Linked DNA regions of Homo sapiens: region 2 is linked to region 1. The links are chromatin loops, found by intact Hi-C in ENCODE. Cell type or tissue: Calu3. All regions are shown on one strand. Region 1 has its middle 230 kb from the start of ANKRD30A. Region 2 has its middle 47 kb from the start of LINC00993.

The links. Peaks named below come from ENCODE experiments on the same cell type or tissue, not always from the same donor. Only the 100,000 strongest peaks of a DNase experiment are listed, where the experiment ranks them.
Region 2: it touches region 1 in a loop (6-fold over the local background); 7 of 110 quality-filtered maps call a loop at or near these places.

The regions. Positions count from the first base shown.
Region 1 is chr10:36,897,093-36,902,092 of GRCh38, reverse strand. No RefSeq gene overlaps it. Among named protein-coding and RNA genes, the nearest start is that of ANKRD30A, 230 kb to the left of the region's middle. In Calu3, no CTCF peak of the experiment used is centred here; a DNase peak (open chromatin) is centred at 1,882.
Region 2 is chr10:37,260,142-37,265,141 of GRCh38, reverse strand. It overlaps a transcript of ANKRD30A not described here and the pseudogene ATP8A2P1. Among named protein-coding and RNA genes, the nearest start is that of LINC00993, 47 kb to the left of the region's middle. In Calu3, no CTCF peak of the experiment used is centred here; no DNase peak of the experiment used is centred here.

The DNA.
Region 1 (5,000 bases):
GTTAAGACTGGAAGCTTTGGATAACATACTTATTTCTGACTATCATGTGGCTGTTTTTTTTCAGTTGAAACTACAGGGCTATAGCATACTCCTATACATGGGGATAAGGTCACCTGTGAAGGGAATGGCTATTCCTATTAATACTATCAGTCATTCCAACAAAAACCATCCTGCAGCAGAAAATGAACACTCAGAAGAAAGGTGTTACGGGCTGAATTATGTCCCCTCATATATGTGACTGTATATGAAGACAGGGCCTTTAAGAGGTAATTAAGGTAAAATTACATCATTGGGATGGGCCCTAATGCAATATAACTGGTGTCCCTTAAGATGAGGCCATTATGACACAGAAGACAGAATGGGGGATGATGACCAGGTGAGGACACAGTGAGGAAGCCATCTGGAAACCAAGTTAAGGGACCTCAAAAGAAACCAATCCATTGATATCAGACTTCTAGTCTGCAGAACTGAGAGAAAATAGATTTCTGTTGTTTTGGCCATCTAGTCTGTGGTATTATATTATGATGGCCCTAACAAGCTGATAGAGAAGACTCCAGATTAGAATGAAGAAAAGTCACCTTCTCCTTCTGGTGCCAGGAGTTAGTTTGACTTTCACTCTGAGCTCTTGAGATTTCTAAGGCATTTCCAGAAGAAGCTGGTAAACTAGGCCCAGCCACTGGAAGCAGGTCAGGGGTGAGGCAGAAAGTCCGAATGGGGAAGGCAGGCCAAGTTTTTTCCTGGCTTGGGCCTGAGGTGTAACTTATTTCCTGCCCTGTACTTCTTTTCTGTTACAGTCAGACTTTCAATAAAATAATTATTAATATTATAACCTGACCTTTGGTTCTTTGGGATGGTTTGCCTCCTTTCATTGGAACAAGTAAAGAAGAAAAACTTCTGGGTACACTGGAGTTTCATTTCTATGAAGGAGGGTCATCAGGGAGCAGAGAGCAAGGGGAGCAAAACTGAGCAACTTGTGTTGAGCACACGTGAGGCCCAAGGTGCACCTCTCAGGCAGGAATACCTTAGAGGGAAAGGGGCCTAATTTCAGGCAGGCTAGAAGATGTCCTTGAAATTAAATTAAATGTAATATTATTTTCTATGGCAGTTTAATAAATTCTGAAGTATGCAGTTGGCATGAGGAAATGAGAGACATATTTTGAGAGTCTATACAGAATTCGATTTGGGAAGATGATTATGGGTTGGATATTCAAACTGCTGGTAAAAGGGTGAGACATTTAGATGTTAAAATCTAAAATCGCTGATCTGGAGAAACAGTGTGGCTCACTCTGTCAGTCAGAGAGTTTTTTACACATAGAGGGCACCAGCCAAAATAGAACTAGAAAGAAACCGATACACACACACATTAATGTGTATATTTTTAAATATATAAACAAATATATACCATATGTAAATATATGGTAAACATATAAGTAAATAAGAATTAAAATAGAGATGTTTAAACATAAACTCTGTGATGCTGTCTTATAGTGAAAGATGGTGTTTCTTCATGTAGGTGAGAGGCAACTTAGCTATATCTAACTAGAGATACTACACGTAATTACATGCATGAACATGTATTTCTCCATATATATATAAAGATAAATATTTATTTTTAAAAATCCCCAAATCTCACATAATCACACATAACCCCACAAAGCAGATGTGATTCCACGTTCCCTGGAGGATCTCACATAAACACACATACATACACACACACACACACACACAGATGCACTTTCACTGGGAGGATCTCACATACACACACACACACACACACACACACACACACACACACCCCAGATGTACTTCCAAGTTCTCTGGAAGACACTCTGCTTTTCTGCCACCTTGTGGCAGCACAGGGAGCAAACAAGCCCACAGGAGTTTTTTCTGCCAGTTTTATAAGACATTTTATAGTTGGCAAATACCTGGCCATTGACCTTTAACCAGAGCATGCCCAGCAGCCATTTCCCTCTAGTAGAAAAGCTGCCCACACCTCCAGAACCTCTCAATGAGGCTAGGTGCCCATGTTTTGAGTATGTAAGGTGGATGCATCCAATGGTGTCCCACATCAGGTGGGTGAAGAAGAGGCTTTCCTCTTCAGAATTTTTCAGAATGCGCTGGGGGCAGTGCAGTTGTGGGGGGTTACGGTGGTACAGGGCCAGAGGGGCAGCAGGTCCAGAGGAGGACCACGCAGGGCGCCCTTGAGACTTTCTGGACGCAGACTGAGAAAGCCTGTTAGGGCAGTCTAGTGGGTCTACAGCACTCCTTATGGCAGCCTGAGGAACACCTGGATGAAAGGCAGCAGGAGAGCCATGTGCCTGAGACCTCACACCAGTGTGAGCAGCAGGGAAACAGGGGTCTGGCTTAACAAAACCCCTGGACTGCAATGTAGGTGGTTGACAAGGAAGAACAGTTCAGTGGTAGAGTGTTGGGCACTACCTTCCCAGCTGGATGAATAATGCATGTCCCAAAACTAGGGCCCAGCTTGTGGTTGAGGCAGTTCATTGTGCTGGATTCAAGTGAACTTGCTCAAGTGGGGATGCTACTGACCATCCTCAGGCCTTGGGCTGGGAACACTGTTAGCTTTTTGTCTGGCTTGTGCTTGTCAAAACAAGGCTGGATAATGCATGGCTACACAAGCCAAAAAAATGGATGATCTCTTCTGTTATTTGATGCTCAGGAAGACAGTGACCAGGTAGAAATTGAATGGAAGAACACCTAATTTGATCAGGTATAGTAGGTTTTTGATGCTCCCGTTCATGCCAACACAGTTGGTCAGCACTCTTTGTTGATCTCCACAAGTGTGTGTGCAAGCTGGCCCAAACACCAAGGGAAATAGTGTCTCTGATCTGGACATCCAACATGAAGCTGCATCTTCTCACGAGACCAGAGGATCAACACTCAGTGGGGTCTCAGTGTTTTAAAATCACTGATCCGCAGAAACAGTGCAGCCCAGTCTGCTAGTCTGAAGTGTTTCACTCATACAGGGCATCACCTAAGAAAAAACTAGAAATAGGAGGAGTGGAGCCAAGATGGCTGAATAGGAACAGCTCCAGTCTACAGCTTGCAGCGTGAGTGACACAGAAGACAGTGATTTCTGCATTTCCAACTGAGGTACCAGGTTCATCTCACTGGGGAATGCCAGACAGTGGGTGCAGGACAGTGGGTGCAGCGCAACATGCATGAGCCGAAGCAGGGCAAGGCATCGCCTCACCCAGGATGTGCGAGGGATCAGGGAATTCCCTTTCCTAGTCAAAGAAAGGGGTGACAGACAGCACCTGGAAAATTAGGTCACTCCCACCCTAATACTGCGCTTTTCCAACGGGCTTCACAAACGGCACACCAGGATATTATATCCCGCACATGACTCGGAGGGTCCTACGCCCACGGAGCCTTGCTCATTGCTAGCACAGCAGTCTGAGATCAAACAGCAAGGCGGCAGCAAGGCTGGGGGAGGGGCGCCCACCATTGCTCAGGCTTGAGTAGGTAAAAAAAGTGACCCAGAAGCTCGAAGTGGGTGGAACCCACCACAGCTCAAGGAGGCCTGCCTGCCTCTGTAGGCTCCACCTCTGGGGGCAGGGCACAGACAAACAAAAGACAGCAATAACCTCTGCAGACTTAAATGTCCCTGTCTGACAGATTTGAAGAGAGAAGTGGTTGTCCCAACATGCAGCTTGAGATCTGAGGACGGGCAGACTGCCTCCTCAAGTGGGTCCCTGACCCCCGAGTAGCCTAACTGGTAGGAACCCCCCAGTATGGGCAGACTGAAACCTCACACGGCTGGGTACCCCTCTGAGACAAAACTTCCAGAGGAACGATCAGGCAGCAGCATTTGCGGTTCACCAATATCTGCTGTTCTGCAGCCACCGCTGCTGATACCCAGGCAAACAGTGTCTGGAATGGACCTCCAGTAAACTCTAACAGACCTGCAGTTGAGGGTCCTGACTGTTAGAAGAAAAACTAACAAACAGAAAGGACATCCACACCAAAACCCCATCTGTACATCACCATCATCAAAGACCAAAAGTAGATAAAACCACAAAGATGGGGAAAAAACAGAGCAGAAAAACCAGAAACTCTAAAAATCAGAGCGCCTCTCCTCCTCCAAAGGAACGCAGCTCCTCACCAGCAATGGAACAAAGCTGGACGGAGAATGACTTTGACGAGTTGAGAGAGGAAGGCTTCAGAAGATCAGACTACTCCGAGCTAAAGGAGGAAGTTCGAACCAACGGCAAAGAAGTTAAAATCTTTGAAAAAAAATTAGACGAATGGAAAACTAGAATAATCAATGCAGAGAAGTCCTTAAAGGATCTGATGGAGCTGAAAACCATGGCACAAGAAATACCTGACGAACGCACAAGCCTCAGTAACCGATGTGATCAACTGGAAGAAAGGGTATCAGCGATGGAAGACGAAATGAATGAAATGAAGAATGAAGAGAAGATTAGAGAAAAAAGAATAAAAAGAACAAAGCCTCCAAGAAATATGGGACTATGTGAACAGACCAAATCTACATCTGATTGGTGTACCTGAAAGTGACGGGGAGAATGGAACCAAGTTGGAAAACACTCTGCAGGATATTATCCAGGAGAACTTCCCCAATCTAGCAAGGCAGGCCAACATTCACATTCAGGAAATACAGAGAATGCCACAAAGATACTCCTCGAGAAGAGCAACTCCAAGACACATAATTGTCAGATTCACCAAAGTTGAAATGAAGGAAAAAATGTTAAGGGAAGCCAGAGAGAAAGGTCAGGTTGCCCACAAAGGGAAGCCCATCAGACTAACAGTTGATGTCTCGGCAGAAACTCTACAAGCCAGAAGAGAGTGGGGGCCAATATTCAACATTTTTAAAGAAAAGAATTTTCAATCCAGAATTTCACATCCAGGAAAGCTAAGCTTCATAAGTGAAGGAGAAATAAAATACTTTACAGACAAGCCAATGCTGAGAGATTCTGTCACTAACAGGCCTGCCCTAAAAGAGCTCCTGAAGGAAGCAC
Region 2 (5,000 bases), 360 kb before region 1:
AATCTCAGTCTTTCTAGTTCAAAGAGACGGAACAATGAGAGATGCTGGTTCATAGAGCTGTTAGATTTAACTTCCACAGATGACTCAGCAGAGGATAACTACTAATCAGAGTACAACATCAAAACTGTAACCAGTATAATCACTGGATTATGAGCAACTCAAAATAGCTCCAGTTTCCAAAGGGCCATAAACTGCACATATCAGTACTATGTGCAATTAACACATAATTTATTATGAAAATGTGGACATGCCAGGTAAGTAAGGGGATTTAGGTTGACTTTTTATAATACTTTAAATTTGAAATGCCATTTCTGTGGATTGGATGACATCTTCCAGGTGCTTTAATTTGGTTTACCTCCTGATAGATCCTGACAGAAAGAGGTAGCACCAGCGTCTATCAAACCTCAATACAGTTGTAAAACACAGAGAGCCTGCTTGCCTACACATGGAGAAACATTGTTATCACAAGACACAGAAGGCAAACTTCCAATCTGGCATACTTACCTGTCCTCTCATATTTGGGGCAATGAGAATGGTGGACCAGATGGCTGAGTAGATGCCAAAGAACACCAGACTGGTCAGCATGCTTCCCCAGACAGCCAGATGACTGAACTGCAGAGGAAAACAGTCACTCAGACAGGGCTTCTTGGCTGGCATGGCAGATTCACCCGAACTCCACCCACTACAGAATCCCTGCATCCTAGCTACCTCTTCTTATGGAAAGATTCTCATGGCTCATAGCTTACTGGGGAGGTCAATCTTCCTAATTTCCTTGTCTCAGAATTTTTAACAATGACTTCAAGTAATGAGTGTCCCCAAAGTACTCTGAAGATGAACACACTTTTGCTGTCATGGCTGGCCTTTCTCTAAGATTTATCCCATAGTGACAGCAGGCCCCTCTCAGTTCATGGCAAGGGTTTGCTCCAACCTAAGGCTGTATACAACAAGGATTCATTAATCTGGTGAGAGAGTGGCTGAATGGACAAAATCAATAATATGTTTTTATTGATCATTTTGGGACTTCAATTGTTCTGTTCAATTTGCAAAAACTGTTTTTAAAAAAAATCTGAAATGGATATTGCCTCTTAACAATGTTTCTTTAAGCATCTACTGAGTTGTTCATTTTTCCTCCTTTGTCCTCTTAATATGATGATCCTTGACTTCTTTCTTTCTTCCACAACTCACAATCTAATCCATATGCAAGTTCTGTTAGCTTTTAAAAAGATAAAATAAATCCAGGCTCTGACCACTTCTCACTGCCTCCTCCTCTAACATCCCAGGCTAATTAAGACATCATCACATTTAACCTGGATTAATTGCCACTGTCTCTTAGGGCAGTGGGCCCCAACCCACGACACAGGCCATGGACTGGTACCAGACCATGGCCTGTTAGGAACCAGGCTGCACAGCAGGAGGTGCGCAACAGGTGAGCAAGCAAAGCTACCTCTGTATTTACAGCCATTCCCTATCACTGGCATTCCCACCTGAAGCTCTGCCTCCTGTCAGATCAGCAGTGGCATTAGATTCTCATAGGAGCACGAACCCTATTGAGAACTGCGCATGCGAAGGACCTAGGTTGCGTGTTCCTTCTGAAAATTTAATGCCTGATGATCTCTCACTGTCTCCCATCACCCCTAGATGGGGCTATCTAGTTGCAGGAAAACAAGCTCAGGACTCCCACTGATTCTGTATTATGGTGAGTTGTATAATTATTTTCTTATACATTACAATGTAATATATAAGAGAAATAAAGTGCATAATAAACGTAATGTTCTTGAATCATCCTGAAACCAGCTCCTAGGAGACTCATGGAAGTCCCCTTGTCCATAGAATAACTGTCTTCCATGAAACCAGTCTCTGGTGCCAAAAAAGTTGGGGACTGCTATCTTAGGAGATTACCTATTCCACATTGACTTACCACCTCATACTCATTTTTTTTTTTTTTTAGCAGAGCATTTAAATATCAGGCAGGTCATGACACTTCATGAGAAACAAACATAAAGATTTAGATATAATCTTTAAATGCTGAAAATAACGAAAATGTCTAAAATAAGAGACTGCTGAAATAAATGATGGAACATCTATAAAACTTAATCTTTAATCATAAACAATAATTTTGTTGAATTAGATTTTAAGGCATAGAAATTGTGTCTAATTTTTTTTAATAACAAAGCCTTGTGTTCTGCATCATCTTATTTAAAAATACACACACACACAGACATAGAACAATGTCTGGAAGGATCCCCAGCAAAGCATTAGTAGTGGCTGTCTCTTGATGATAAAATTATGGAAATTAAATTTTTTTAGTCTTTATTTTCTATATATTTGTGTATGTATATGCTTTTTGTTTTTACAATGAGGCTTTACATTTGAAATGAGATGACTGTTGTTAGCTTAGAGGTGTATTAGGTGCCAAGCAAATAAATCACCAAGAGAATTTGGATTGCAAATTTGCTCCAATAAAGATCAATCCACAATTTTTACATAACAAATTTGAAATAAGATAGCCAGATGTTGTTTATTGTTTCCCCTAGGCTTAGAAATAAATCATAGCATGAAAATGTCTATACTGAATAGAGAAACAATTCTAGACAAAACTTACTTTAGTCCAAGCTGCAGTCTCAAAACCAGCTTTCTGACAATCAGTAACAAGAACATACTGTGGAAAGACAGAAGAGTTTGAAAAAACATTATTCTGAGTGAGTTATTTTCACTTTCCATGAGAAATCCCATGTCTCCACTCCAGATCTGCTTTCTCCAAGGCAGCTCAAGTTTGAAAATACAGCCATCTCAGCAGCTAACTCTCTAGGGGTTGTTTTTAGGGAACATACAGGCAGATTCACTTCCAGAAGAGCTCTCAATCTAGTGATGGACCTTCTCATAAATAGTAGAGAAAGACTTTCTGTTAGCTTGGATGATTTGGGAGACACCATCTTTCTGAGTGTTGTTCTCCTTTGCAGGTAGATGTGAAATGGTCATTTGAAGAATGGGGAAATCTGCTAATCACCTGTCAAGAAACTCTGACTTTGTATAACCTTCAAAAACAATAATGTAAGCACTTCATAACCATTCAGGCCTTTAAAGGATCTATCAAATACATTTTGAAGATTTAAAATAAGGAATGATAACAAGGAAGGTCTTATATAAAGGGTTTAGAGAAGTACAAGCCACACATGAGCTGCTTAAGAATGACTCAGTAAACAGAGATAAACTTACCGTGTAAACAATATTTTCAACAAATCAACAGGCAGTGGCATGACCACTGGTCAACACAGTATCTGAAAAAGAAAGAGGCTACTGCTAACTTCCTAGATCCTGAGCATGGCCACATATTTTATTCAAAATATTAAACACAGAACTTTAGAAACATCTGTAAACTCACAGGGGCATTTCAAAATCCCATTCTCGTGATTCTAATGCCTAATTTTGTTTCTAGGGCTAAAGTTTTGCATCTTATAGTCTGTCTAAATGAAGCAAACAAAGTCAAGCTTTCAACAAACCAAACAACCAAACACTTGATCTGCATTGGAATTTACATTTTTATGAAGATTAAAATTTCTATTTATCCAGTTTTTTGATAAGGAATAAGAAATTATTAACCTATTTTTATAAAATGCCAACATTGAACCTTTTTTCAAGTGTTCATTTATGATTCATCTTTAATTCTTTGCTAAATTTGGATTACAGATCAATAAAAAGATAACTATATGAATATAAAATCAATTTATAATGGCTGAGTTCTGAAATAATTTGGGGGGATATTTACTACTCATGTTCTTATTTGCAACTATGTGAGTTTCTGGAATCTATCAGTTGGAGGAATGCAAGCAATCCAATGACAGATGTTTAGAAAATACAGGAAGGATTTCAAAGCTTCAGTTTTCCTGTCTTGTCTTGTTTTTTCAAGGATGTCTATAACAATGTATATGACAACCACTAAGGCACAACTCTGGGAGAGTCATCTAATCATGTCAACTAAACCTGCACGGAGAAGCCTGATTTTTATCCTGAGGGGTCAGAGCCTATTTTTAAGATAAGCCTCAGTATCTTTGTATGACAGAGCCAACCACCTTTTATTCTTTTATATTTTTTTCAACTTTTATTTTACATTTGGGGGTAAAGTGCAAGTTTGTTAAAAAGATATTGTGGAATGTTAAGGCTGGAGTACAAACAAATCCATCATCCAGGTAGTGAGCATAGCACACAATTGGTAGTTTTTCAACCCTTTTTTCTCTCCCTCCCTTCTCATGTTCCCCAGTGTCTATTGTTCCCATCTATATGTACATGCATACTCAATGTTTAGTTCCCACTTATAAGTGAGAACATGTGGTATTTAGTTTTATTCTTTTTTATACTCAGTCCAGATTTGTGGCTCACAGGCTGGGTAGATAAAGACTTTTGTGTCCAAATTTCCAACCAGTAGCTGCTATACACACATATCTGGGCCTGCCGATTTTCCCATTTGCTTGTTGAAGAATCGACTTTTATGAAAGAATCAAGATCTGTTTATTTTCCTAAAACAACAGTAATGACGGAATCATAAGTAGAAGTGGGTAACCATGGGTCCCTGAATCCAGCTTCTAGGCACACACTTTCTCCTGTTTCTCCACAGTTAAGTTTGTGGATAAGGGAAGATTAATCATAAAAGCAATATTATAGGCTGCCCTAAACAGAGGGCCTGCTGCTGGGTAAGGTAAGAGTTACACTAGGAGAACAGGAAGACATATGGCCACTGACTTAAAACGGAACAATCCTAAATCTTAGGGGAGAGGTGGAAAATAGAGCCTGGAGCTTAGGCAGGACTTTATTAAAAGGGAAGGAAGGGAGCAAGTTAAATAAGGAATGGACAGGCTAAACTAACCCCAAGAAGGCAGCAAATCACTGTATTAGCAAATAGCTATTCAAAATTGTAGGAGTTTACTTTTTAGTAACTGGCCTTAAGATTGGTTTTACTAACAAGCGCAACACTATTTTTTCTTTTTTAGTTTTCTCTCTCTTTT